2 separate regions of the Homo sapiens genome follow, and region 2 is linked to region 1. Evidence: read pairs that join two places in POLR2A ChIA-PET (ENCODE). Cell type or tissue: B cell. All regions are shown on one strand. Links, peaks and the distances in the headings refer to the core of each region. The heading gives the core; the rest is flanking DNA. Region 1 overlaps DTX1 (deltex E3 ubiquitin ligase 1). Region 2 overlaps TPCN1 (two pore segment channel 1).

The links. Peaks named below come from ENCODE experiments on the same cell type or tissue, not always from the same donor. Only the 100,000 strongest peaks of a DNase experiment are listed, where the experiment ranks them.
Region 2: POLR2A ChIA-PET joins it to region 1 with 11 read pairs; 3 of 35 experiments call an interaction of 5 or more read pairs at or near these places.

What each region holds. Positions count from the first base shown.
Region 1 is chr12:113,091,030-113,105,825 of GRCh38, reverse strand. It overlaps DTX1 (deltex E3 ubiquitin ligase 1), which reads right to left. Exons shown (of 10, transcript NM_004416.3): 4 at 12,603-12,664; 5 at 12,126-12,287; 6 at 11,727-11,788; 7 at 10,879-11,037; 8 at 10,623-10,784; 9 at 10,412-10,501; 10 at 7,801-9,111. The coding sequence ends at 8,887. It overlaps RASAL1 (RAS protein activator like 1), which reads left to right. Exons shown (of 21, transcript NM_001301202.2): 16 at 1-112; 17 at 1,528-1,665; 18 at 1,745-1,880; 19 at 3,817-3,937; 20 at 5,146-5,198; 21 at 5,758-6,548. The coding sequence ends at 5,897. Among named protein-coding and RNA genes, the nearest start is that of RASAL1, 37 kb to the left of the region's middle. RefSeq lists enhancers at 7,317-7,576, 7,793-8,334 and a silencer at 12,409-12,458. In B cell, for the core only: a CTCF peak has its summit at 7,322 (motif pointing right); a DNase peak (open chromatin) is centred at 7,305; H3K27ac peaks cover 1,427 bases.
Region 2 is chr12:113,222,625-113,237,420 of GRCh38, reverse strand. TPCN1 (two pore segment channel 1) reads right to left here. Exons shown (of 28, transcript NM_017901.6): 2 at 10,457-10,693. The coding sequence starts at 10,568. Among named protein-coding and RNA genes, the nearest start is that of TPCN1, 8.6 kb to the right of the region's middle. RefSeq lists a cis regulatory region at 4,037, enhancers at 3,953-4,122, 4,045-4,184, 4,205-4,314, 5,383-5,933, 7,050-7,099 and 3 more and a silencer at 13,963-14,257. In B cell, for the core only: CTCF peaks have their summits at 3,820 and 4,022 (motif pointing right); DNase peaks (open chromatin) are centred at 4,040, 7,410 and 8,042; H3K4me3 peaks cover 997 bases; H3K27ac peaks cover 6,134 bases.

The DNA.
Region 1 (14,796 bases), core at 4,151-12,150:
GCTGAAGCGCAAGGAGGAGCCTGCCGGCCTGGCCACGCGCTTTGCCTTCAAGAAGCGCTACGTCTGGCTCAGCGGGGAGACCCTCTCCTTCTCCAAGAGTCCTGAGTGGCAGGTGGGGTTCCAGTCCACTATGGAGGGCTTTCCAGGGGTGGCCTTTTTCAGTGTGCTGCCTCTTTGTACCCAGGGGGAAACTGAGGCCCACAGTGGGGCAAGGCCCCAAGATGCCATAGCAACTTAACAACGACAAACTCTCAGGACAGGCTCTGCTCACAAGTTCAGGCCAATGTGGGCACAGGACATGGACAGGCACCATCATGCATCCTTCAGAATGTGCACATGCGGTGGCGGGGATACGCCTCCCAGATGTGGATGCACACAGGACAGGGATGATGCTGAGCCTCTCTCCAATGCTCCCACCAGGATCTAGACACATGCTAGACAGACTCATAAAATTGAATGTGTTCACTAGGAACGTGTGCAGATGTTCAGGCACATCCATCCAAGCATTCATTCACTCGTTCATTCATTCAGCAAACATTTATTGAGTGCCTATTATGTGCCAGTGTCCTAGGCACTGGAGATACAGAAGTGAACAAGACAGGTGAAAATCCTGCCCTTGTGGGGCTGGCGTTCATGACTAGAATGCCCCGAGACACGTGCTGGAATCTCCCGAATGGGGAGCTGTGTGCACACCAGTAGATGATGACGGCTAACGCTGAGAAGGGAGCCCACGCTTCCTGTTTCTATTTTATCAGAAGAATGGAGATTCTAGGGGTCAGTTCTCTGGGTTCCAATTTTGGGTCCACCCAATGAGTGACCTTGGAAGCGTCATCTATCCTCTTGCACCTCAGTTTTCTCATCTGCAGGTTGGAGAGAATAACAGAACCAACCCCAGAAGTTTGTTGTGATAATTAAATAAGTTGATCAATGTAAAGTGCTTGGAATCGCGTCCCAAGTACCATAGAAGTGGTAGTTATTATTAACAAGGAAATGGATGCCCAGAGAAGTTGTCACTTAGAGAGGTGGCTGGGCACGGTGGCTCATGCCTGTAATCCCAGCACTTTGGGAGGCCGGGGTGGGCAGATCACTTGAGGCCAGGAGTTCGAGACCAGCCTGGCCAACATAGTGAAACCCCGTCTCTACTAAAAATACAAAAATTAGCCGGGAGCGGTGGTGCACGCCTGTAATCCCAGCTACTTGGGAGGCTGAGGCAGGAGAATCGCTTGAACCTGGGAGGCGGAGGTAGCAGTGAGGCCAGCTCGTGCAACTGCACTCCAGCCTGGGCGGCAGAGCGAGACTCTGTTAAAAAAATAAATAAATAAAAATTAAAAAAATAAAAGGGGATAGGGCAGGACTCATGGAACAGCTCACATGGATGGATGGACGAGCACACAGAGCACAGACTTACAGGGTTGAATGTCCCGCCGCTGGGAACTGACTCCACCTGCTGCACACAACCAGACGGAAGGTGTCCCCACCCCGGCCCTAGCCCCCAGCCCATCCTGCAGCGACAATCCTCTTCCCCAGATGTGTCACTCCATCCCCGTGTCTCACATCCGCGCCGTGGAGCGCGTAGACGAGGGCGCCTTCCAACTGCCCCACGTGATGCAGGTGGTGACGCAGGACGGCACGGGGGCGCTGCACACCACCTACCTCCAGTGCAAGGTGAGACCCCACCGCGATGGGGAGCGGGGGGCGTCCCTCTGTTCCCACCCGCCCCCTGATCGCCTCCCACCCGCTGCAGAATGTGAATGAGCTCAACCAGTGGCTCTCGGCCTTGCGCAAGGCCAGCGCCCCCAACCCGAACAAGCTGGCCGCCTGCCACCCCGGTGCCTTCCGCAGCGCGCGCTGGACCTGCTGCCTCCAGGCTGAGCGCTCAGGTGAGGGGGCAGGGCGGACTGCAGGCTCCGCCCTCCCCACCCGTCAATCAGCGGGTGTCCCACTTCCGCCTGGGCTGGCTGTGCAACCTTGGGCAAGTTACTCAACCTCTCTATGCCTCAGTCTCCTCAACTGTGAAATGAGGTTGATAACAGTGCCTATCTCGTGGAGTTGTGATAATTAAATGACTTGATTTACACAAAGAGCATAGGACGCTGCTTGGCGTATGCGACGTGTTATTTCTAAAGTACTCACTAGGTGCCAGCATCCAGTGGTACTCAAACATCATGAGCTTGTTCTCAAGAAAGATGAGTGCATAACCCAATAATTTTTTTTTTTTTTGAGACAGAGTCTCACTCTATTGCCCAGGCTGGAGTGCAGTGGCACAACCTCGGCTCACTGCAACCTCTGCCTCCCGGGTTCAAGCGATTCTCCTGCCTCAGCCTCCTGACTAGCTGGGTTTATAGGTGCGTACCACTGCACCCAGCTAATTTTTGTATTTTTAGTAGGGACGGGGTTTCCCCATGTTGGTCAGGCTGGTCTCGAACTCCTGACCTCAGGTGATAAGCCCTCCTCGGCCTCCCAAAGTGTTGGGATTACAGGCCTGAGCCACCGTGCCCGGCCTTTTGTTAATACAATGTTATACATTGTTATTAACAATGTATATACAATGTATAACAATGTATTACAATGTATAACATTGTAAATAATAACATTGTTATTATATAAAATAATATATAATATATATAAAATATATATAAAATAATATATAAAATAATGACATTGTTATTAACAATGTATATACAATATATAATGATGTATTACAATGTATAACAATGTAATACAATGTTATAAGTGCCAAGATGAGACGTTTGAGATTCCAGTGGATGCCTCTGACCCAGCCTCAGGATGGGGACTCAAGGAGGGCTTCCTGGAGGAGGTGCTGCTTAAATGTGACCTGAGTAGAGCAGAAGTTAAGCAGCGGCATTGGAGACAGAACTGGGAGATGGGGGTAAGGAAGTGTTGCAGGTGTCATGAGCAAAGGCCTAGAGGTTGGGACAAGGTAGGCTGACGGATGGAAAAGGGTCTGTGTGACTGGAGCCTAGAATGAGGGAGGAGTACCGGGAGAGGCGAGGCTACTGCTAGAGTCTGGGGAGCAGAAGTGGGGCTGGATGAGAGTGGAGGATGTAAGATTCAACGGAAGTAGTGGGTTTTTTTATTTTTGTTTTTGAGACAGAGTCTCTGTTGCCCAGGCTGGAGTGCAGTGGTGCAATCATGGCTCCCTGCAGCCTCAAACTCCTGGGCTCAAGCAGTCCTCTCACCTCAGCCTCCCAAGTAGCTGGGACCACAGACGTGCCACCATGTGAGGCTAATATTTTTGTGTGTGTGTGAGATGGAGTCTCACCCTTTTGCCCAGGCTAGAATGCACTGGTGCAATCTTAGCTCACTGCAATCTGTGCCTCCCAGGTTCAAGAGATTCTCCTGCCTCAGCCTCCCAAGTAGCTGAGATTACAGGCATGAGCCACCACGCCTGGCTAATTTTTGTATTTTTAGTAGAGATGGGATTTCACCACATTGGCCAGGCTGGTCTGAAACTCCTGACCTCAGGTGATCCACCCACCTTGGCCTCCCAAAGTTCTGGGATTACAGGCGTGAGCCACCGCTCCAGACCCAAGGGTAATTTTTAAATTATTTGTAGAGACAAGGTCTCACTATGTTGCCCAGGCTGGTCTTGAACTCTTGGGCTCGAGTGATCCTCCCATCTCAGCCTCCAAAAGTGCTGAGATTACAGGCATGAGCCACCGTGTGTGGCCTAGAAGTAGTAGGTTTGAGGAGGGATTTTACAGGAAGAAGGAGCACGGCTTGGCGAATGCCTGGCTGTGGAGGCTTCTGGAAGGGGAGAGGGAGTTACTGATGAATGAAGCTGTGTTCCCTCAGCCGCCGGCTGCAGCCGTACACACTCAGCTGTCACCCTGGGGGACTGGAGTGACCCACTGGATCCTGATGCTGAGGCCCAGACAGTGTATCGGCAGCTGCTCCTGGGGCGGGACCAGCTCAGGTGGGTGCCCCCACCCATCCCACTTCACCTCCTATGACCAGCCAGGCCAGCCCCCCACCGTGGCCTTGCTGTGTCCATTTATTCATTCTTCCCATGTGTGTTGGTGGATATTCCCCGGGGGCCTGGCCCAGGGTGGGGACTGGGTGTCTACACAGTCAGGGCTTGGGAAGCATCCTCAGTGGGAGGGGTCCCTTATGCAGAACTGGGTCTTGGGATCTTTTAATACCTGGAGCTCCAGAGACCCTGGCACAATTCACATAAAATCCTGGCCCCCTGCGCTTGCTAAATGACCTTGGATAGATCTCTTCCCCTTCCTGGCATGAGGATCACTATCACTGTTATTTGGTGACAGAGATTTGTCCCAACTCATTATAGAGTGGGTTCTGAAGCTGACCTGTCTGGGTTCAAATCGTGACCTGGCCACTTACTAGCTGTGTGATCTCTTTTTAAAAAAATTTATTTATTTATTTACTTAGACAGAGTCTGGCTCTGTTGCCCAGGCTGGAGTGCAGTGGCATGATCTTGGCTCACTGCAACCTCTGCCTCCTGGGTTCAAGCGATTCTCTTGCTTCAGCCTCCCACATAGCCAGGATTACAGGCACTTGCCACCACGCCTGACTAGTTTTTGTATTTTTAGTAGAGACGGGGTTTCACCATGTTGGCCAGGCTAGTCTCCAGTTCCTGACTTCAAGTGATCCACCTGTCTCGCCTTGCCCTCTCAAAGTGCAGGGATTACAGGCATGAGCCACTGCACCCAACCAGTGCATCTGGAAAAGGGGGATAATAATGGTGGCGACCTCGTGGGTTGTCCTGAGGATCAAATGAGCTAATACAGGTAGAGCACTTTGTAGGTGCCTGGCCAGATAGTTAGCTTTCAATAAGTGATAATGATGCTGCTGCTGATGCTGTGTGACCTTAAGCAAGTTACCTAACCTCTCTGTGTCTCAGTGATCATCTGTATAATGGAGCTAATAGTAAATACCTACCTCATATGAGTTTGTCATGATAATTAAATGAGTTAATACATGTAAAAGGTTTAGAATAGTATCTGGCACTCTAGAAATGTTTGCTGTGTAGATGATGATGATGATGATGGTAGATGGTGATGGTGATGGTTCAGGAAAACTAATTTCTCAGAGAATTTCTGGGGTAGGAAGCAGGAATGGGAATCAGGGACCAGACTTGTCTTTCTCCCTCTTACCTTCCAGGCTGAAATTACTGGAGGATTCTAACATGGATACAACTCTGGAGGCAGACACAGGTAAGGGCTCCTGTACCTCAGAAGGTAAAGGCTGGGTGCAGTGGCTCACACCTGTAATCCCAGCACTTTGGGAGGCCGAGGTGGGTGGATCACTTGAGGTCAGGAGTTCGAGATCAGCTTGGCCAACATGGTGAAACCCTGTCTCTACTAAAAATTTAAAAATTAGCCGGGCGTGGTGGTGCACACCTGTGATCCCAGCTACTGGGGAGGCTGAGGCATGAGAATTGCTTGAGCCCAGGAGGTGGAGGTTGCAATGAGCTGAGATCATGCTACTGCACTGCACCCTGGGCAACACAGCAAGACTCTGCCTCCACCCCCAAAAAAAGAAGCTAAGGGGTTAAGGAGGTCCCTTTTTCTTCGCAGGCACTTCCCCACTGTCTCCTGTGTCCTCCTGTTTCCAGTCCATTATCAGGCCACAGGGCTGTGTGTGGGGATTCTCAAGGATTTTAGGGTTCTCAGGGCACAAGGCACATCTTCAGCATGAGAAACCATTGGGTCCGGGTTACAGCAGCCTGCCCTGGACTGGCTGAGCCCCTGTGGCCTCTTGTCTCCCTCCTAGGGGCCTGTCCTGAGGTCCTGGCCCGGCAAAGAGCAGCAACTGCCCGCCTGCTGGAGGTGCTCGCAGACCTGGATCGTGCCCACGAGGAGTTCCAGCAGCAGGAGCGAGGGAAGGCGGCCCTGGGCCCCCTTGGCCCCTAAGGAAATGCCAGAGCTAGCCCGGAAGGAGGAGCAAGAGCCAGGGGGCCCTCTTCAGCGCATCCTGCCCCGGGAGTCTCCTGTCTCCTTGGACCTCTTTGATTCTGTGGTTTGGAGGCTCCCAGAGACGTGCCTAGTCCTGTGTGCCTTGAGTCCAGAACTCAGGGCATGGAAGCCCTTTGGCAGGGGCCAGCCTTGCACTGAGTGAAACTTGCCCTCTGGCTTGATTCAGACTGGAGTGGATAGGATAAGGAACCTGACTTATTTGACTGAGACTGGGGTCTCTACTTCACCAAACTGGCCTCTATCCATACCAAGGAGGCCAGCCTGGCCCTGAGCTGCTGGATACAGCTGGACCTGAATTCCTGATGCCCATGTGATGTTGTTGCCCCAGATGGGCACTAAATGGCCTCACTCCTTCCTGTTTTCATGTCTGCTAATCCCTATAACCTCACTGATTCTTCTGTACCCTGCCCTTGGCCTAGGACTCCAACCACAAGCTTCCAGAATCAGGTGCCCTCAGGAAGAACCAAGGCTGGGTGGGGGTCCAGTGTGCCAAACTCAGACCCTTGGAGCCTGGGAGACCTTGGGCCAGGCTGTTTATCTCTCTCTGGGTCTCAGATTACCCTGTATAAAAAGAGGAGGGAAAGTCTAGATGTGTGGTTTTCAAACTGGATTCCAATGAGGTAGTTCAAGAACAAGGGAGGAGTTTCTCTGACTGTGGGCCAAAGACCACCCGCTAGAATGTCTGCTAGAAATGCAGATTTCTGAGGCCCAGCCAGCTACTGACTCAGAATCTGAGGGTATATGAAGGCAAGAATCAGGGTTATTTAACAGATTCCGTAGGTCATTTGGATGAGTATCAGCTTTGAGGACCACAGGCCTGGGGAATGGGCAATTTTATTTTATTTTGTTTTTAGAGTTGGGGGTCTCACTCTGTTGCCCAGGCTGCAGTACAGTGGCATGATCATAGGTCAGTGCACCCTCAAACTTCTGGACTTCAGTGATCCTCCCACGTTAGCCTCCAGAGCAGCTGCGACTACAGGTGCAAGCCATCACGCCTGGCTAATTTTTAAATTTTTGTAGAGATGGGGGGTCTCACTATGTTGCCCAGGCTGGTCTCAAGCTCCTGGCGTCAAATGAGCCTCCCGCTTCGGCCTCCTTAGTTGCTGGGATTACAGGTGTGAGTCAGTGCCTGGCTTGCAATTTTATATGCCAGAGTTTGGGTTGAGGTTTTGTCTGAGAATGAACCACGGAGTACAAATGTTTGGGAACATGTGACTGGCAGAACTGGAAGGGCCTCCAAGGACTCGTTTCCGGTGTTGTGTCACTAGGGGGTGGGACAGAAACCAAAGCCTACCTGGCAGGGGATCAAGTGGACCAGGAAAGACACGGCGCTATCCCGAGGGTGGCCAGCAGGGGTTGCCCGAAGCCGCAGCATCCACCAGAACTACAGGGGCGTCCTGGCATGTTGCAGAGAGGCTGATTTAAGGCTGGGGTCCATCCCTGTTTTTCCCTAGTTAGAACCTGACCCTCCTCCCCAAGGACAGGGTCCTGACAAGCTCTGAGATCCTGATGAGCTGATCACAGTGTCTCCCAGCTCCTCCGTATTTCCCTCGAGGCTCCCAGCTCTGCACCTGAGTTCCTTGTTTCTTGTCATTGTGCCAGGGAGCAGATGTGTGCATTGCCTTGTGCTCTTGTGAAAGAGAAGGGCACTTTCACCTCTGCATTCTTGGAGACTAGGACTAGGAGGGTCTGCCACTGCTTCACCGCCCCCACCCCTTCCAGCCCGAGGCAAGGACCCTGAAGTCATTCTCTTGCAAGCCATCACTCCCCAACGGGGCTGACTGCAGCCCCCAGGAACAGAGCCACCCACCCCTCTCTTGGCAGGAAAAGACCAGGCGAGGAGGAGAAAGACCATTTATTTCTCCACCCACAGTGGGACTGGTAGGTTTTGAAAAGAGCAATCGCTGGCATCCCTTTAAATCTTGGCTGACTCCCACCGTGGCAGCCAATCAGCAGAGGCGGAGCTGGTGAGTTGCCTGGGCAACAGGCCCCTGGTTGGCCGAAGACAATTAGCCACCCCACTGCCCACTCCCAACGAAAGGGAAATTGACTCTCTGCTGTCCACTCTGCTTTAAAATACATCGGCCCAAACTAGGCCTCCTCCTTTCGCTCCTGAAGTCAGAAGCGCCAGCCTTTGGCTCTCAAAATTGGGAGCGATTTGGTGGAGAGGATGGGGTAGGGAGGATGGGAGAACAGCGCCTTTATCTGGGACAGACAGAAGGCCTGGAGATGGGAAGGGAGAAGGAGATCAGAGTCCAGAGAGATGAAGAGGCACAGACACAAAATCAGGACCCTCTAGTCCCCGCTCGTGCTGGCCATTCTTTTGTAGAACTGCTCAGTCATCTGGGGGCTTCCACCCCATGGGCCCACAATTGCCCAATCAGTGGGTGGCAGACATGGGTGATGACACGGAATGGGTGAGGCATCTGGGGTACACTGAGTTTCCCGAGTCCCTCTTTGCCCCCCGAGCCCTGGCAGGCCCCTAAGGGCTTGCCCCGCATCCTCCAGTTTGCAGACAAGGCTGTACAGATGCAACTGAGACACAGATGGGGATCCACATGGGGGGGTCATGGGGTCTTTCTGTCTCTTCTCTTCCAGCCTGGGGGCAAGTACAGGCACGTGGGTGTGCGTGCATGAGTTCAACAGGACATGTGTGTTTGTGTGTGAGGGGGCGGGTCTCTGTCTTTTTGGTAGGGAGGTTTCCAGTACTCTCTGCTTGGCCCTCTCAGGGAGCTATGATTCGGGGCCAGCCTGACATGCCATCTCTCTTCATCCCAGCTGCCACCAGGCAGGTCCCCTGAATGGCTGCGGCCCCTTCCGCAGGCTCCTCCCCAGCCCTGAACCTGGGCTACCAGGACACACCTGGCGAAGGAGGCATTTGCCGGACCAGGGGCAAAGCAGGAGGGAAGGTGGGCAGCCTTGGGCCTCAAGCCTTGGCTGCAGCCTCGGATACGCCCTGGGCTGTGAGCTCAGCCAGCACGTTGTCTAGGTAGCTAGCGTCCGGGTAGCCGTGGCCCGTGAGGTTGGATCCAAACTCGGTCTTGTGGTGGATCTCGTTCCACACCACGGTGTCCGACTCGCCCGTGGTGTTGGACGTGCCGATAGTGAAGATGAGTCTTCTCTCCCAGGCCGTGATGAGCAGCCGCAGCACCTGGGGGGACAGGGACACAGTGGGGCCGGGAGGAGGTCACAGGCAGCTTCCAGCCCACCAGCCTCAGCCTCCCTCCCTCCCCTGCCACATCATGGCTACCTTATGGCTTCGTCCATTAGCACCAACTACGTACTGCTGGCTTGGCCATTTCCTTTGCATTTGTATTTCCTGAACTTCCAGTAAAAGCTCTTTCCAAGTTACTTATGTTTGTTTTTTCTTTTCTTTTCTTTCCTTTTCTTTTTTTTCTTTTTCTTTTTTTTTTTTTTTTTTTTTTTGAGGCAGAGTCTTGCTGTGTTGCTCAGGCTGGAGTGCAGCAGTGCAACCAGAGCTCACTGCAGCCTCGAACTCCTGGGCTCCAACAATCGTCCCACATCAGCCTCTCCAAGTCTCACTATGTTGCCCAGATTGGTCTCAAACTCCTGGCCTCAAGTGATCCTCCCACCTCGGCCTCCCCAAGTGCAGGGATTACAGGTGTGCACCACTGCGCTTGGCCTGCCTGTTTTTTTTTTTGTGATGGAGTCTTGCTCTGTCACCCAGGCTGGAGTGCAGTGGGGTGATCTCGACTCAGTGCAACCTCTGCTTCCTGAGTTCAAGCAATTCTCCTGCCTCAGCCTCCCAGGTAGCTGGGACTACAGGCGCACTCCACCACTCCGGATAATTTTTGTATTTTTAGTAGAGACGGGGTTTCACCATGTTGTCCAGGCTGGTCTCAAACTCCTGATCTCGTGATCTGCCCGCCTTAGCCTCCCAAAGTGCTGGGATTAGAGGCATGAGCCACCACACCCGGCCCTGCCTGTTTTTTTCTGGGGTGAAGAAAGCATCTGGCAGCTCTCTGCTCTATTTAGTTTGGACTCCACACTATATTAAAGAGCCACTTGTAAATTAGTTACTAACATTCAAAAGCCTAGAGATTTCCCATGAAAATCTGGATTTCTTGGTGCTCTTGAAAAGCAGAAAGTCAAATCAGACAACCTGTAGGGTGGTGGTGACAGCTTGGACTGCCTGGGCTCAAATCCCAGCTCCGCCACTTAGTTTCTCTGTGACCACAGTCAAGTGACTTGCCCTTTCTGAAGCCTTGTGTCTTTGTCTATAAAATGGGGTCAGGATCTTGACCTCAGTGGCTCAGGAAACGAGATAAGATGTGTGAAGGAGGTGGCTGTGGTCGTTACTGTTCGGGTGCTGCTTTTGGGAGGAATGTGAGAGCAGGGATTGGGAATGATGGGGACCACAGGCCCAGGCCAGTGGTTGCTGGAGCCCCTGCCTGTGCCTATCTCCCATGCCCTCACGGCTGGGCACCCACCTTCCGGCCTTTCTCGTTGTTGGGTAGATAGCAGTGGCGAGGGAATCCTCTTGCGGTGAACTTCTTCCCGGGGTTGGGGTGCTCAGGGCCCTGCAGAGAGGGACAGTACAGGGATTTAGACCATGAACAGGTGGTGGCAGGGTGGAGAAGCATCTGGAGGAGTTGGAGGGGTGTGGGGGCTGGGGGCCAGAGAGGCGGAAGGGGAGCCCACCTGGATGCCTGTGGGGATGTCATAGACGATGCGGATGGTCTGGGTATCAGGGAAGCCGGGCAGCGAGTGGGGGATGAGGTGGAACTCCATCTTCCCAGGCGGCTGCGTACCCGTCTTCTCCCCGTAGATGGCCTTGCAGGTGGGGCACTGCAGGCTGCCATCCTGGGCAGGGGAGGCTGGCAGTGAGTTCCCAGCACCCCCCCAAACCCCACTCCGTTCCCTGCCCACTCCTCAGCCATTGTCCCGCCCAACCCACCTTGTTGCCATTGGAGTACATGGCCACGAGGCACAGCAGGTGGTACATGTGGCCACAGCGGCCCAGGCGGCCCACGAGCTCAGGCCGCACGCCCTTGTGCCGAAGCACGCCCTCGTAGCCTGATGCTGTGACCAGTCGCTCCATGCAGATGGTGCAGTCCTGCAGGTGGCAGCAGGGGAGACTGAGGACTGGGGAGGGCAGGGCACCTACTGGGTCAGCACTGCCCCTTGGTGGGTCACCATAGGCAGCAGACCACACTCTCTCTGGTACCCATTTGGCAAAGGGAGACAGGACACACCCTCTGCCCCATACATTGTTTTATTTTCTTTTCTTCTTCTTCGTTATTTTATTTATTTTATTTATTTATTTTTATTAAGAGACAGGCTCTGTTGCCCAGGCTGAAGTGCAGCAGTGCAATCATAGCTCACTGCAGAGTCAAACTCCTGGGCTCAAGAGATCCTCCTGCCTCAGCCTCCTACGTAGCTGGAACTACAGGGATGAGCCACTGCACCCAGCCCCTTCCCATATATTGAATTCTGATATATCACAGAGGAAGATGGCTCCCCTCACCACCCCCCAGGTGAATTAAGGGCTTAACTATCAAAAGCAAAACTTAAAAACATTTAGTGGAAAATATGGGTGAAAATGACACAAAAACTCAATCATCAAAAGATGGATAAATGTGAGTCTATTAAACGTAAGTATTTCTATTCATCAAAAAACCTCATAAAGTGAAGAAAGGAACAAACTAGAAGAGCTCTGTATCACCCAGAACCCAGGAGGAGGGGTGAGGGTTCCTGCCCCCTCCATGCCAGGGCCCTCCCCCAGCCCCCCCATCCCCTCCTCACCTCATCAGGTGGGTTTTTCACCTTCTGCATGTATCTTCGAACCACATCCTCGGGATTCTTACCTGCAGGGACACAGCGGGGTGGGTTTGAGGGTACCCAGAGTCTGTCCCCGAAGGCTTGGCTCAGAACTGGGTCAGGGGTCAGAGGGCAGGGGTCAGGCTGGCAAGGGTTGGCCGGGGTCAGGCTGGCAAGGGTTGGCCAGGGTCAGAGGTCAGGGGTTGCTGGAGGTTAGCTGTAACAGGAGCTGGTGAAAGATGGGGCCAGGGCAAGGGGAGCTGAGATCAGGCAATGGAGGTGAGGTAGTAAATGCTAAGAATAAGTTGGAGACCAGGGGTCACAGAGTTGTGGTCAAGGCTTAGTGGGGTTCATCTCGTGTGAGGCAGGGCGTGGAGGGCGTACTCTTTTTAAGGTGCTTCTTCTTGGTCTTGCGGCACACCCCGGGCACGCCAGGCACGGGCTTCACGTCGCTCTTGCTCACGGGCGGCGGGTGCAGGATGGGCTTGGGGGCCCGCGTCAGGCACACGGGCAGCCCGGCCGCGCACAGCAGTATCCCGGTCATCCCTGGGGGTTAGGGGGCGCAGTCACAGGGCGGGGCGCCATCCCCGCCCAAACCCCCGACCACTGGCCCTGGGAATCCCGGGGCCCTCGGGTGGGTGGGAGGGTTGCGCTCTTGGGCCCCACCCACTCAGCCCCTTGAAGGCCCCTGAAGGGCCTTTCTGCGGGCCACGCCCGCCCTGTGTCCTGGGCCCAGTGGAAGGGGGCGTTTCCTCCGGGCCACGCTCACCAGCCCATCTCGGGGGCGGGGTCACCGGGTGACAGGCGGAGCTGCCTCCTAGTGGGCCCCGCCCTTCTTTCCCGCCCTGGGCCAGACCTCACCTGCCAGGGCCGGATGGACCGGCCCAGTACCATTCAAGTTCTTCACCGGGAGTGCGGGGACCCTGCGGGGAGAAGAGAAGAGGCCGCAGCTGGACTCCAGCCCCCGAAGCGACGTCAGGGGACCTGGCTTGCCTTCTGTCTCTGGCTCCTGGGCCACACACCCTGGCCTCTTTGTACCTCTCTGCCAACTGCAGTTACCTCCAGGAAACTCTCTTTCTACTCTGACATCCTATTATGGGGCGGGGGTGGCCAGGACCTCCGCCCAGGTTCCAATGGGATGCACCCTTAGACTTTAGTGCAGACACCTCCTTACCCTACAGCCGGCTCCTCCCTCGAGAGGGCGCTTTGGCTCTGAGGGCTCCTTTCGTTGGCCGCTGTGCCTGAAACCCAACTACTAGTGGTGTAGCTATTTTAACATCTCTCAAAGCTTGTTAGATGTAGCATTATTAATTTCCATAAAACGTTCCAGGAAAGAAGGATTCAGGAATCAAGTAAGTTAGGAACACGTCACTGTCTCCCTCTCTGAAATTCACAACATATCTGAGCATATTAAAGGCTCTGACAAGCCCTGCGTAAGAACATATCATTAACAATGATAAGTCCAGGTTTTCAAAAGCATTTGGTGATGAATTTTTTTTCTCTTCTGGAATATTTACTGATGTCAGTTTCTGTGACAAGGTACTATCCTCTCTTCAAATGAAGAGCCCCTAGGAAAAGGTATCCTGACTCTCCTCTTCCTCTGGCCCTCAAAAGAGCTTTGGCTTTTGGAGTCAGCCAGAGCTGCTTTCATATCTCAGTTCAACCACTAATGAGCTGGGCGACACACAGCACATCATCTCATCTCTTGTAAGGGGTGGTCTGTAAAATGGGGACAATATGGTACCTTTTTTTTTTTTTAATCTGCTGTGAGGATTCCGTGAAATTATATGTGTCAAGGGCCAAGCACAGTTCCTGGTACCTAACAGCTACTAAAAGCACAGCCATCGGTATCATCACTGTCAGCTGTGCAATCCTGGCCGAGTAATTTCACCTCTTTGCTTCCCAGGCACTAAGTCCTGGTGTAACTTCTCTCCATCTTAGAGAGGAAACCACAAAACTGCTGCAGTGACAACCTTGAACAAGTCACTTAACTTCTTGATCCTCAGTTACCTTATCTGTAAAACAGGCATATTAACACCTCACTTATAGTCGTTGGGAGGACTGAAGGAGAGCTTGCGGTGATGTGTACAGTGTGTCTGCCTGAGTCCTCCTGACTTCAGCACCTGTTTATGCAGGGGAACTGGTGTCTTGCTGTTGATGGGCATGGAACCCAGGCTGGATACGTTCTGATGAAGAGGGGTGTTCTGAAATCCAGGGGTCAGCCTGAAGGCCTTGGGGGATGTGCCAGGAGAGGGGGCAGGAAGGGCTGGGAGCAGTGACAGCTGGAGAAGGAGCTGCAGCAGCCCCCTTGGCTCTGGCCGTGCCTGTTCAGGTCACAGCCTGTCTAATGCTGTCTGGTCACCTGTCCTTGGCAGGCACAGTTGGCACCAGAAAGCATCTTCAAGCAAATGGTGCCCTTGGCAGGCTTGGGTACTGCTGCAGTGGGTGCAGACACACAGACATACACACCCAGGGCACACACCATCCACACAGATCCACAGATCCAAATATACACACATGCATGGAGAAGACCACACAGACTTATCATACTCCCCGGGACACATTACACACACATGTTTAAGTACACAGACACACAAACACACACAACCCAGGGAGTACATCACAGATACATGCACACACAGACACACAGATACCAGGGAGCCTCCCTCCCCATCCGTCTACTTGGGGAACATACCGCACACACTAGGGAATGCACACCATGAACATATACATGGATACACACAGGCACACTTCAGGGCACGCCCCCCACAAACATACATGGATTAAGATACACACACACTCACATATTCCAGGGAATGCCTCCCCACACCTACATACAGAGACTTGTGCACACACGGGGACACACACATACACACAGAAGCACACACAGCTCTCCCCTGGGAGGATACTCCATTGGACAAGAGTCGGTGGCTCATGTAGACCAGTACCGCACCTGCTACTGCCGCCCCTCTCCCCAGCTGCACAGAGCTGGGTAAGGTGGGCAGCAAACCCAGAGGAGCATGCGCTCAGCCCTACAAGCCCCCGGCGCGCTGCA
Region 2 (14,796 bases), core at 2,995-10,994, 130 kb before region 1:
TGTGCCACTGCACTGCAGCCTGGGCAACAGAGCAAGACTCTAACTCAAGAAAAAAAAAAAAGAAGTAGGAACTGAGCTACTGAGCTGAGCTTCTGGGACCTGGGGAAGTTCAGTGACTGGTCAGGGAGACAGACACAGAGAGAAAAATGCCAAATCCGGCTCCTACTACTGCAGAATAGCCTGGCAGTTTCCTCTCCATCCACCTCTCAATCTCCAGAGGGAAAAGTAACCCCTATTCAGGGCTGACCCACCCCAGGGTTTCTAAGCTCAGGGCTTATCAAGTTGGCTAGAGACAGCATCCCGAGCTGGCAAGATGTCAGCAGGAAGATGCTCTGTCATCACTTGCTTTCTGGCCCAAACACATTTAGCAGCTCCCATGCCCAACTCAACCAGGTCCAAACTCCTGCCATCAGCATTTTAGGCACTCTGTAAAACAGATATGCCTGCTCTGACCCCTGACCCTAATTATAATGGCTGACATCCACCCAATGCTCATTCTGTATAAGCCAGGCACTGTGCTAGTTGTGTGAGGCATGCTATCTTGTATAAACCTCAGAACAGTCCTAAAAGGTAATACTAATATTAGTGTCATTTTACGGATGAGGAAATCAAAGCTTAGAGAGGTTACATCATCTGCCCAAAGTCCCAGCAGGAGAAGTCAGGGCTGGATTCAAACTCAGTGGGTCTGACCCCAGAGTGCATGTAACCACACCCAAATCCAATCTGCCCCCAGCATGCTAGTCTCTGGCCCCGTCCAGGGTGTGGGTCTCAGAAGAGTTCCTACTTCTTTTTTTTTTTTTCTTTTTGAGACAGGGTCTTGCTCTGTCACCCAGGCAGGCTGGAGTGCAGTGACAATCTCGACTCACTGCAACCCCCCTCCTTACTTCAGCCTATGCCATTTCCCCTCCCTGGGATGTTCGGTCCCTCTCCCCAGCACCCCAAACTCCACCTCTTCCTAAGTCACACCTGTCCATAGTTGATCTTCTGCTACTCCCCTGGCTGAGCTGCATGGTGTCCAGCCAAAGGGCTGTACCGTCAGAATTCAACCAGGGGCTACAAACTCAAATGCCTACAGGCACCAGGCAGGTAACAAACATGGGGTGCCGGGGGGTGGGAGACTCAGATGCCAAGCTGTACGTGCACAGCAACTGCTTGGTTATGCAGCCTCTTAAAACACAGTTCAGGCAAAACACAGTAGGCACCCCGTGTCCCTGGGCCACCTCCACACTGCCCGGTCTTGCCATCATTGCCAACTGCTCTTGCCAGGGCAGCATGAATGAATGTTCAGACACTACCCTGAAAAACAATGGTCATTCCCCTGCTTAAAGTGCCCGGGGCTTTTCCGCCACCCCAGGATGAAGGTCCAGCTCCTCTTCAGTATGGCTCTAGGAGTGCAGGCAAGGAGACCCTCAAGATTTGGATCTAACCTTTCTCCCCAACCCTCTGACTCAGATGCCACCCACTCCAGCACATGTATACCTTTCCTCCCCTATTCCTTTCTTCTGGGAGAATCTTTCACTTCCTGTTCATCTCCTTAGACACTCAGCACACTCAAGCTTAATCCGATCTCTAAAGCCAATCTGGATGCTACCCCAACCCCTCACCAAGAGGAAGCACGCCATCTCCTCCTGCCCCCATCTTCCACCTTCTTGGGAAGCCATGTCCACCTCCCCTAAACCCTTCTAGAGTTATACACCACAAAAGCAGCATGTTCTATACTCATCTCACTGCCAACCAGACCAAGCTGTAACTATACTTGACGCACTTCTTCTAACTTCCAGGGCAGCTGTTCTAAGTCCTAAATGTGCGGCCATTTTAGTAACTCGACTTAGTTTTTCAGTTGACAAGAAAGTGACGATTTAAGGAAAAAAGAAGACCAGCTATTAAATCACTTTTTTCTTTTTTTTTTTTTTAAACCACTACTTTTAAAAAAACTTCTAATGCTCACTTGAATCTTTATTACACATTTCAAAGTCAAAGCTAACAACAATAAAAAAAGGTTACAGCCCAAATCAAATCACTTTTAAAAAACAGTAGCGGTCTAAAGTTGCATAGGATGAAGATAAGAACGGAGAATGTAGAATGAGCACTCCATAGACTCATGTGAACCATAACAAAGAAGGAAAGAATCACCAGGAAAGAATGATGCAGGGTTTCCTGGGAGATGCGCCCACCTGCTCTGGCTTCAAATCTCCCTTTGCCTGGCCTGGCTTGACACCTCCACCCTCCAGCCCCAGCTTTGATCCCAAAGCCAAATGAAATCTGGTCTTTCTTTGGGCAAAGCATTTAGTGGCAAAGAGGAGACTGCCTGACCTGTTCTGATTCCCACTGGAAGCCACTGGAAGAGGAAGATAACCTCAAGGGCCATGGAGAGTTTGTTGTTGGTTTTGTACTCTTTTCCTTAATTTGAAGTAGTCTGCTCTGAACAGAAAACAAAGGGTGAATCGGTATGTTCTACGTCAGAGAGAGCAGGGGCAGCCTACTGACCAGATTTCACTATACATTGAAGACATATATGAATTGGTTGCCACTATTTACAAATCAAAAGACTTTTGATTAAAAATATAGGTTCTAATTTCTTTTGAAAAACTGGCAAATGTGCTAGCAATCAGCCTGTGATCCTACACGACAATGATTAGCCAGAATAAATCACAGTTGTCCCTTCAGAGAGTGCACACTGGCCCCAGTATGCCCCTGGTCCGGCAGGCCCCAGGGTGGCCCAGCTCTCAAATTTTTTGCTACAATCTTGTACCTCCTCTGAGCCAGAGCCTCATGACTGGGGTAGGGAAAGAACTGCACTTTTTACAAGGAGATAAATATCTCCAACAAAAAGCAAACAAGGCGTAAAGGGTACCCGGTACAAAAGGCAACACAAGCACCAATGGTCCCAATTTAGTTATCTGGCTCAGTCCAGGGACTTCTACCAGGCAAGTCCTGATAAGGGGTCACCTGCCACTGGGAGTCAACAACCTCAGAGGATCACTGCCCTCAGCAAGCCCACCTGGCCTTGAGAGTCTAACCTCATGCCCCGCTCCAAACTGCTCCTCTTCATCCTTCCTTTCCCAGGCCCAAATCTTGGCTCCTGAGAACTCCCATTTTCCGCCCAAATTTTCTTGTTCTAACCACCATGATGGAAAAAGTAGCCAAATGTCTCTATGCAGAGGAAGAATCAGGAAAAGGCGTGCATGGGGGAAAAGCCTAGTTTCCACAGATGGTGACACTGTAGCTGTCCTTTGTGGTCTGGTGTTCACTTGCCCTGTCTCGGAGCTTCTCTGGGATGATCCAACACAGCTTCACCATGAAACGCCATCAGTTGTGCTATTTTTACAATATGAAAGGGAGCTCTAGGTATGGAACTCCATTTAGAATAATTGCCTTGGAGGAAATAAAAGTTTAATTTAAAAAAAGGATAAAGATAGAAACCAACTTCCTTTTGGGAAACAAAGAAATTCAGCCTAAAATGCTACCTCTTCCACAGAGCTCTACCTCACGGAGGGGGGCATACTAGGTAAGAGACTGGTTCTGGAGTCACTAGACATGGGTTCAAAGGAAGTCAAAGTGTCTTTGTGACCTTGGATAAGTTTCAACCTCTGAGAGCCTCCGTTTCCTCTTCTTTGAGATGATATTGAAAGTAACGGCCCCCCAAATCTGCTGGGAGGGAGGACCAAATGATAGCAGCACAAAAGTGCTTTGGATACCGCCTGACACACGGCGAGGGCTCAACACCCACAGGCCATGATTATGACTGCACATACCCTGACCCAGGCACATCCTCTCCCCAGGCATACCTGACTGCGGGGAGAAGGGTGACAGTCAGAGGATGTCCGAACCAGAGGATTCACTCTAGCCAAGGGCAAGAATGGAGAGCCACCCAGGGCTCCTGGAGCAGGAAGGCGGCGTGGGGGCTGTCTCAAGATTGACGTCACTCCAGGTTTGTTCCTGGGCTACCTTGCTGTCATTTGAAACCTCCCCGCAGAGGGCACTGCAACCTGATGCCCCCAGCGGCACGCTGCTGTGAGCCATCCAAGCCCTCCCATATTGCCTCCCCGATGGGGAAGCTGAGAAGTTCACGGTTCTGGCTCATGAAGCGCTCTCAGAGGAAACGTGAACTCAGCCCTCCCCCAGGCGAGTGGGGAGGAGAGTGGCAGGTGCTTCAGCCTGCACCCAGCTGCCACGACTGCCATTTAGAGCGGCAGCGTCTTGTGTGCGGGAAAGGGGGACGGGAAGAGATGGCATCTCATGGCAGGGGGCCTGAGGCAACAGACAGGATCCCCCCCATGAAGATGTGGAGGGCTGAGGAAGTGAAAGCTCCAAGGCTCGGCTGCAAGGCTCTCGCCCAGCATGCTGGATGCTTACTCATTTTAATTGGCACCACTGCTGGTCTGGTGACACCCGACGCTCTGCCTTGGTGAGGCCCTGAAAAAGCCAGGGGAATGACTCCAGCGGAGCCAAATGCCCAAGCTCGGTGGGAGCCTGTGAAAATCTAATTGCTGCTTGGTCTCCAGCTGCTACACGGAGGCGTCCCAGCTTGGCAGGGGCCACCTGCTGTGCCAGGAGTGAGGCAAGAAGGATCTGAATCGTGGCCTGGGTTCAGGACCTCTGCTCATGGAGGATATTCCAAGGAAGCCCAGTTTCTGCCATGATAATAATGCCTATGACCGGCTGAGCACTGACCATGTGATCACACACATGCTCTCACTCAATCCCCCATGACGACTCTACTGGTAGATGCCATCATGGTCACATTCTACAGATGAGCAGGCTGAGGCTTAGAGCAGCTAAGCACTATACTCAGCTCAACCACTCCACTCACCATGGTATCACAAGTGACAAAAGCTGTGCAAGCCCCTTGGGCTTCTTCACTCTTTGGCAAGTATGCTGGGGCCATCTGGTCAGAGGCAGAGCCACGGCACAGACATCAGTGATGGAGCGCACACCTCGGGGTGTATTCTTCTCTGGTGCCAGCCGGCGAGGATCTCTCCCAACTCCTCCTGGCTACGGCGGCCCTGCGGCCAACAGCTCTGGCCCACCTTGACTGAGCCTGGTGCCAACTCGCCCTGGCTGCATGAAGACCCTGAAAAGGGGACCAGGGTGCCACATGGGGGCCCCTGCCAGGGGGCAGGGATCCTCCACATTGCTGAGGCTGCACTGTGTCCTAGGGAACTCCAGATGATGTGCCAGGCATCGGCGTGAAGGAGGGAGAGGTCAGCTCTCTGCGCTGTGACCTTGGGCCTTAGCTGCAGGACCTGTCACCTGAAAACCATAAACAACCCGGCACCAAAGCAGAGACGGAGCATCCTGCTCAGACCTCAGCCAGCCCCCGCGAGCCCAATCCTTCCTTCACTCAGAAAAGGCACATGGTCCAGCCCATCTTAGGCAGCAGCTGGCTTTAAAGGCAGGGAGAAGGCAGAGCTGAGTGTGACCAGAGTTACCCTGGGAAATTCCTTGGACTGCCCACTACATTCAGACTCGTCCTGATTCCCTGAATGTGGTGGGTGAGACCACCGCCTGTCACGCGGTGTGGACTGTGGTCTGTCTCTACACTGCTCTAACAGTGGCCCCGCTGACTGTTTTCAAGGTTATTCCTAGTTTCCAGGCTTTAAATACCTCTGCTCATACCTGCCTCCTTTATCAACCTGACACCATGCTGCCTGTGAGTCATTCATTAGCACTGCAGCAGCCGCACTTAGAGCCCAAAGATGTCTGAGTCTTGGATTAAATCCACAATTGCCCATATAAGGAGAAAAACCCAAACCCTCCAGTTTCCTGCAGGGATAAGGCCCTCACATAGGGTTAAAGGTCACAGGCAGCACAGCCAGATTCCTCAGTCCCTGCCTCTGAAGAATGGGTAGGAGTGTGATGGCCTGAACTGTGTCCCCCTCAAATTCATAGGCTGAAGTCCTAACCCCCAGTAGCTCAGAATGTGACTGTCTTTGGAGAAAGGGCCTTTAAAGGTGATTAAGGTAAAACAAGGTCATATGGATGAGCCCTAATCCAATAGGACTGGTGTCCTTATCTGAAGAGGACAGACACACAGACTCAGGGACAATCATGTGGGGACACAGCAAGAAGATAACCATTTGCGAGCCAAGGAAAGAGGCTTCGCAAGAAACCAAACCTGCTGACACCTTGGTCTTGGACTTCCAGCCTCCAGACCTGTGAGAAATTAGATTTCTGTCATTTAAGCCACCAGTCCATGGTGTTTTGTTAGGGGTGCCCAACCAGACATGGAGCGTGGAGGTACAGTGCTGAGAAGGCCTCAGCGGCTGCTGGGCCAAAACAAAGGCCAGGCTTGATGGTGACTCAGCCTTAGAAAGCTTGCTTCGTTCCCAGTAGCCCATGCTCATGTCGTTGCCAACTCCGCGGATGGCCTGCATCTGCATTCTGCCAACTCCTTAGTACTTCAAAGGTTTACAGCAACCAAAGACAAAGGTCAGTGATGGCAGCCACCAGGACACTCAGCTGTGCTGAGAGCAATGGGACTCAAAGCAATGGTGAGGAGAGGCGGCAGGAGGGAGGCTGCCCACCTCTAACTCGGGCCCTTACACTGCCACTCCCATGGGCTGCGAGGCCCCAGAAATCCAAGTACGTTGATTCTGACCACTATTTGTTGAGTACCTGCATATTGTGGGCACTGAGCTATGTGATACAAAGACAAATGGATGGGCCAGGCATGGTGGCTCATGCCTGTAATCCCAGCGCTTCAGGAGGCCAAGGCGGATAGATCACTCGAGGTCAGGAATTTGAGATCAGCCTGGCCAACATGGTGAAAGAATGTGACTGTGTTTGGAGAAAGGGCCTTTAAAGGTGACTAAGATAAAACAAGGTCATATGGATGAGCTCTAATCCAATAGGACTGGTGTCTTTATCAGAAGAGGACAGACACACAGACTCAGGGACAATCACGTGGGGACACAGCAAAAAGGTAACCATTTGGGAGCCAAGGAAAGAGGCTCTACTGAAAATACAAAAAATTAGCTGGGCGTGGTGACACATGCCTGTAGTCTCAGCTGCTGAGGTGGGAGGATCACTTGAACCTGGGAGGTGGAGGTTGCAGTGAACTGAGATGGTGCCACTGCACTCCAGCCTGGGTGACAGAGTGATACTCCACCTCAAAAAAAAAAAAAAAAAAAAAAAGATGAATGGATCTCAGGGCCTAGTAGGTGATCAGATGGTTAAATGTGTAATTACCCCACTATAATCTACTTGTAATAATGGAAGCCTAATCAAGATACCGAAGCAGAAAAGGGTAGTGAGTAATTAGCTCTGTCAGGAAGGGGAAGTTCAGTGAAGGCTTCAAAGAGATGGTGTTATCAGCAGGATTTTCAAGACAGAACTGGAGGCCACGAGCAAACAAGAGGCTGAGAAAGGGATTCTAGACTGACTTGCCAGCAAGGTGGAAAGGTTTAAGAATGCACAGGGGATTCACCGAACTAAATGCAGTATGATGCTGTGGACTGAGGCAGGAAATGGGACTGGTCAAGCAAGAAGGCACTAGAACACGCAAGGCTTCGTTGCCAGCTGAAGAGCTTGCCCTCCCCAACCCCCATAGAGGGATGGGAAAGTCCCAGGAAGCTTTAAAACAAGGCAACAACCAGGTTGGGCTTGTGTTTTAGATGGACTGCTCAGGGCCGGGTGTGGTGGCTCACGCCTATAATCCTAGCACTTTGGGAGGCCGAGGCAGGTGGATCACTTGAGGCCAACAGTTCGAGACCAGCCTGGCCAACATGGTAAAACCCCCGTCTCCACTAAAAATACAAAAAAATTAGCTGGGTGTAGTGGCTCACGCCTGTAATCCCAGCTACTTGGGAGGCTGAGGCAGGAGAATTGCTTGAACACGGGAGGCGGAGGTTGCAATGAGCCGAGATTGTGCCACTGCACTCTAGCCTGGGTAGCAGAACGAGACTGTCTCAAAAAAAAGGACTGAAGGACTGCTCCTCAGACAGCAGGGACAGGGGGACGCTGGGGTAGAAGGTCAAGGCCAAAATCCAAGCATGAAATATCAAAGGCCTACTATGCTAAGGCAGAGCAGGCCTCCTCTGAAAACTCTTGTTTACTTGCACAGGTCCTACCCTTCTTCCCAGCCAGGCTTGGTGAATTACACCCACAAGTCATTGAGGTTTTAAAAAATGACCCAGTAAGAAGCTGAGAGAAGAAACTAAGATACTAATGTGCTGTACAGGAAAAACAATGTCCCTGGACCCCAGCAGTTAGTTATACATTTCTTTATTCTTGAGAAACAAACCAAAGCAAGCCACTGACTTTGCCAAGATAAAAGCAGCCTTGCTAGTGGCCTAGCCAAGGGGAGTCTTATTGTGTCTCTGGCCTATTTCCTATTCATCAACATTCAAAGCCTGATCTTGACACAGGACTGGGTTGCTCTCTTGCCCCTTTCATCCCACAGGAAAGCTGGACACCCCACCATCAGGTCAGGCACGTTGGAGGGACTTAAAAGTGACACTCACGATGACAGCCAGGATTCCCATTTAGAATCTTAAGCCTGGCTATTTCCAGACACAAGCCACACCCTTAGTAGGCCAACCACCCTCCCTCACTAGGCAGCATTCCTCTCTAAAGCTGAAACTGAGCCACAATCACTTTCATCCCTTTCCCCAAAGCGCCTTCCACTGTGGTGTGGGAGGAAAGACAGGCTTTACTGCTTACTAGCTGTGTGACCTTGGACAAGTCACTTAACCTCTCTGAGCCTGTCTCCTCCTCTGTAAAATACAGATAATAATAACAACCCTATATTGAGGTTATATGAGGAGATAATATAAATGCTAAAGGTCTGTACTCACCTTTTATTTTTTTGAGACAGGGTCTTGCTCTGTTGCCCAGGCTGGAGTGCAGTGGTGCAGTCATAGCCCACTGCAACCTTCCTGGGCTCAAGCAATCCTCCCACCTCAGCCTCCTGAGTAGCTGGGACTACAGGCATGCACCACCATACCCAGCTAAGTTTTTAATTTTTTTGTACAGCCGAGGTCTCGCTATGTTGCCCAGGTTGGTCTTGAACTCAAAGTCACTGGGCTCAAGTGATCTTCCTGCCTTGGCCTCCCAAAGTGCTGTGATTAAAGGTGGGGGCCACCACGCCTGGCCTGTGCTCACATTTATTAAGGGTGATGAAGAAAAAAGGAGAGGGAGGAGCAGCTGAAGAAGTAAAAGAAGGAAGAGGAGAAGGGGAAGGAATTCTGGAGTCAGATGATGCTGGGTTCAAATCTCTGCTCAACCATTTCCTGGCTGTGTGACTTCAGACAAGTTACTTGACCTCTCTGACCCATAGTTTCCTCCTCTGTAAATAGGGATAATACTGCCTAGCCTTGCAAAGGGATTTCAGAAAGAAAACAGATAGTCTGAAATCAGAGCCACTGCTTTCTCATCCCTGAGTGGCACTTGGGGAAAAATCAAGTTTATGTTCGAATCCTTCTGGGCAATCCAGCTCTGCCACCCTAGATGAGGGTGAACACAGTGAAGCAAAGAGAGGCCTGTTTCTAGGCAGCCAGGGCTCCCCACCACACTCACATCCCTGGAAACACTGCTCTCCTTCATCAGTTCCCAGGGGAGGCCACCAAACTCCCTGCAACTCAACTGAATTCTCCCTGGACAAATGAGACGGGAGAGCCTGGCTCGTCTCTCCTTGGCCCCAAACATCTCTGCCCTGACTGGGGAGCACTGGGAGACGGTGGAACATCCATTTGCTAAGCAGACCCTAAAGCACTGCTTCCTGATGTCTTAGGACCCTCCAGAAAAGGCGAGTTATTTTAAGCCTCTCCTGAGCCCAAGGCCTGAGCAACTGAAACAAATGGCTTCGGGATGAGAACCAGAAAGGTTTTCAAGGCCTCTCATTCTGCCAGAAACACACTTAAAATTTAAAAAATTTAAAGCTCCTTGCCGCACTTGGGTTCACTTTGTGCTAGGCTTTGGTTCAGAGGAAGACAAAGCAAAACCCCAAGCCCTCAAATCAATGGATCATGACAAAACACTCGCCCTCTTCCCCGCTGTCCTGGGCAAGAAGGGACTGAGATGGAGCAAAGAGACGCGGGCAGTGCTGCTTTCCTGCCAACGGTTTCAGATGGGGACAGACGGAGGCTGGTGTTGAAATCTGTTTCTTTTTTTAACAAGGAATGGGGCAGGGAAGGCAGCCAAAGTAGGTTGGCCTGAGGTCCCCACCAAGCATCCACAGGCAGGCCAAGGTACCTCAGGTGCAAGGCAGGCAGTGGAGAAGGTAGCGAGGGCACCAAGAGGGGCAGCTAGGCCCCCAGAAACACTGCCAAGCTGGGGGTGTGGAAGGAGAAACACACAGCCTCCCAGGAGTAGTTTCTGTATCAGAACTTGGGGCTCAAATGTGGGGCCAGGCAACAAGTTACACACCCCTACTATCAGACCACAAAGCGCTTATCACCTCTCAGCCTCTGAAACAGAAAAGCTGGGGTCCCCCCAGCCCACCCCACCATCTTACTTTTGCTAGGTAGCTCTTCTTGGCCCAGGCCGTTGGAGGGAGCCAGTGGGGCACTGCCACCCTCATCCAAGGTCAGGATGAGCGGCACGTCGTCATCCAAACTCACAGCCATGTTCTCTTCTCCTGTGGCCCTCAGGATATGATATCCAGGGCTTGAAATAGTCTCTGGTTTGAGCTCCCTTTCAAAGCCACTGGGCCAGGGGTGCTGCTCAGAAACTCCTCCATTAGAGGCATCTTCTAGGGTTTGGGAATTAAAAAAATAAAAGATAATTATTAAAATACAGCCATGACTGATGAATCTATTCTGAAATTAGATAGTGGTGATGGTTGCACAACCTCGTGAATAAAAACCACTCAAGTATACTCTTTAAAATGGTGAACTAGGGCCAGGCGCGGTGGCTCACACCTATAATCCCAGCACTTTGGGAGGCCAAGGTGGGTGGGTCACTTGAGCCAGGAGTTCAAGACCAGCCTGGCCAACATAGCAAAACCCCATCTCTACTAAAAATACAGAAAATTAGCTGGGCTTGGTGGTAGGTGCCTGTAATCCCAGGTACTCGGGTAACTGAGGCATGAGAATTGCTTAAACCCAGGAGGTGGAAGCTGCAGTGAGCAGAGATCATGCCACTGCACTCCAGCTTAAGTGACAGAGACCTTGTCTCAAAATAAATAATAAAATGGTAAATTATATCTTAATTTAAAAAATAATAAAATGGTAAATTAAAACTCAATTTTTAAAAAAATTGGCCGGTGGGGTGGCTCACATCTGTAACCCCAGCATTTTGGAAGGCTGTGGTGGGAAGATCAATTAAGGCCAGGAATTTGAGATCAGCCTGGGCAATATAGCAAGACCTTGTCTCTATAAAAAATTAAAAAAAAAAAAAGCTGGTTGGGTAAGCATACACACAGAAAAAAATAAAATAAATATTTAACATACAAAAATAAATAAATAAATAAAATTAGCTGGGCAGGTGGCACACCTGTAGTCCCAGCTACTCAGAAGGCTCACTTGAGCCCAGGAGTTCAAGGCTACAGTGAGCTATGACTGCACCACTGCACTCTGGCTTGGGCAACAGAGTGAAATCCTGTCTCTTAAAAAATAAAAGAATTAGGCCGGGCACAGTGGCTGACACCTGTAATCCCAGCACTTTGGGAGGCCGAGGCGGGCGGATCCTGAGGTCAGGAGTTTGAGAGCAGCCTGGCCAACATGGTGAAAACCCATCTCTACCAAAAATTCAAAAAATTAGCTGGGCGGGGTGGCACGTGCCGGTAATCCCAGCTACTCAAGAAGCTGAGGCAGGAGAATCGCTTGAACCCGGAAGGCAGAGGTTGCAGTGAACCGAGATAGAGCCATCCAGCCTGGGTGACAGGGCGAGACTCTGTCTCAAAAAAATAAAATAAAGATAAATAAATAAATAAAAACAGAATAAAAGCATTATTACAGTATAATAGCATTAAAATACGGAGGGAGGGAACCCTGCAAGAACAAATACTGAAAAGTTAAGGGTAATTCTGTCTGGAGAGTGACATTAGGGCCAATATGTCCTACCTCCACTTCTCTTTACATTTATTTGTAAGTTTTGTAAAGACTTCAAAGAAAAAAATAGGCTGGGCACAGTGGCTCCCACCTGTAATCTCAGCGCTTTGGGAGGTCAAGGTGGGAGAACTGCTTGAGCCTAGCAGTTCAAGACCAGCCTGGGCAATGTAGCAAGACTCCATCTCTACAAAATAAAAAATTTTAAATTAGCTGGGTATGATGGCATATGCCTGTAGGCCTAGCTGCTTGGGAGGCTGAGGTGACGGAAACACTTGATCCCAGGAGTTGGAGGTTATAGTGAGCTATGATCACACCACTGCAGTCCAGCCTGGACAACAGAGTGAGACCCTGTCTCTAAAAAATAAAGTAAAATAAAAGGCTGGGCACGGTGGCTTACAACTGTAATCCCAGCACTTTGGGAGGCAGAGACGGGTGGATCACTTGAGCTCAGGAGTTCAAGACCAGCCTGGCCAAAATGAAGAAACCCCGCCTCTATTAAAGATACAAAAATTAGCTGGGTGTGGTGGCTTGCGCCTGTAATCCCAGCTACTCTGTAGGCTGAGGCAGGAGAATCACTTGAACCCAGGAGGCAGAGGTTGCAGTGAGCCGAGATGGTGCACTGCACTGCAGCCTGGGCGACAGAGCCAGATTCCACCTCAAATAAATAAATAAATTAATTTAATTAAATTAAATGACAAAAAAATACAACCATTAAAATAATAGTTAATATGCGGCCAGGCGCGGTGGCTCATGCCTGTAATCCCAGCACTTTGGGAGGCCGAGGCGGGCGGATCACGAGGTCAGGAGATCAAGACCATCCTGGCTAACATGGTGAAACCCCGTCTCTACTAAAAATACAAAAAATTAGCCGGGCGTGGTGGCAGACGCCTGTAGTCCCAGCTGCTCAGGAGGTTGAGGCAGGAGAAAGGCGTGAACCCGGGAGGCGGAGCTTGCAGTGAGCCGAGATTGCACCACTGCACTCCAGCCTGGGCGACAGAGCGAGACTCGTCTCAAAATAGTAATAATAATAATAGTTAATACTCAATGAGTGCGTACTATGTATGAGGGACCCTACTAGCACTTCATAAGTAAAAGTTAACTGAAAATTCTTAATAGCCCCATGAGATAGGCAGGCTTATTATCCCCCCATTACAGGATGGGTGTGGTGGGTATTTCAGGCACAGACAGATTACGTATCCTGCCCAAGGACCCACAGCTAAATAAAAGCCAAGCTTTCAGCTCTACGGTGTGACTCCAAACCTGTATTCCCAGCCATTACACTATAATTCCTCAAAGTCTGGGCCATGTATTTAGGCAGCACCTAGCTTCAATCATCAATATATACTTGCTCATATATACAGATTTAAAATACATCTTTCACTTCAGCTTTACCATGCAGCCTCTCAGAACAGTTAGAAACATACTTCCAAAATGTATGATTTTTATATCATTTTTATATAGGAGTTGTTCTCTTAGATTTAGGTGTCCGAGGAAGGGGAAAAGAGTATTTTTTTTTAACTGGTGAGTATTTTTTAATACAGTAAAAGTGCTCATCCTTAACTCCCAATTTAAAACACTCAGAGCAGCCGGGAGTGGTGGCTCATGCCTGTAATCCCAACATTTTGAGAGGCCGAGGCAGGTGGATCGCTTGAGGTCAGGAGTTTGAGACCAGCCTGGCCAACATGGCGAAACCTGGTCTCTACTAAAAATACAAAAATTAGCCAGGTGTGGTGGTGCATGCCTGTAATCCCAGCTACTGGGGAGCCTGAAGCAGGAGAATCACTTGAACCCAGGAGGCAGAGGTTGCAGTGAACTGAGATCACGCCACTACACTCCAGCCTGGGCGACAGAGCGAGACTCCATCTCAAAAAATAAATAAACTAAAAATTTAAAAATAACTAAATAAGTAAAACACTCCGAGCTAGCCTGTTACAGCTCCTATTTATGCACATTCCCGTTTCCGCTGAGAAGAACCAAAAAAAAAAAAAAAAAGACTCAGCAGATCTGACTGCAGACCTTTGAACTTGCAAACAGCAGCAGGTTCCTTCCTCAAGCTGTGGGCTCTGGGCTCAACCCACTTTGCCTCCCAACTGACCTAGTCAATGGCAGCTGAGCAACTGACTTCTTCCTCGAATCATTGGAACAACTCCAAGCAAATCCTTGTGCATCCACAGGGAACAGTACAACGTTTTGAAACAAGGCAGCGAAAGTAAACATCATTCTACTTGCTGCTAAGCCCGTAGCTCTCTGCCCAGCACACTTCCTGTGAGTTTTTTTTTCTTAAGTTTCCTCCAGATCTGGGGATTTATTTTGCTTTTAAATCTCAGCAGTGGAAAGGCAGAAGAGGAAATCCCAGATGAGACACTACTATTTGGCAGTCTTAAGAATTATGGTTGTATTGTCGTTTTGGTTTAACTTTTTACCACAGATATTTTCAAACATTCTCAAAAGTGCAGAGAATATATACGTGAACTTCCTTGTATCCATTACTCAGCTTTGACAATTATCTCCCATGTTTACTTTGAAGGCAGGAGAATTTATTAACTCACAGAGAAGAGGTTTCTTAATGTTACCATTATCATAATGGCTAGTGGTTTCTATGTTTTAACTCACGGCTGTCCAACCTTTTGGCTTCCCTGGGCCACGCTGGAAGAACTATCTTGGGCCACACATAAAATACACTACCATTAATGATGAGCTAAAAAAAAAGAGGCAGGGGGGTTGTTCATGCATAATTTTCATGATATCTGCCACCATAGATTAAAGTCCTCGCATTCAAATGCTTCAACACGGTTGTTTAACT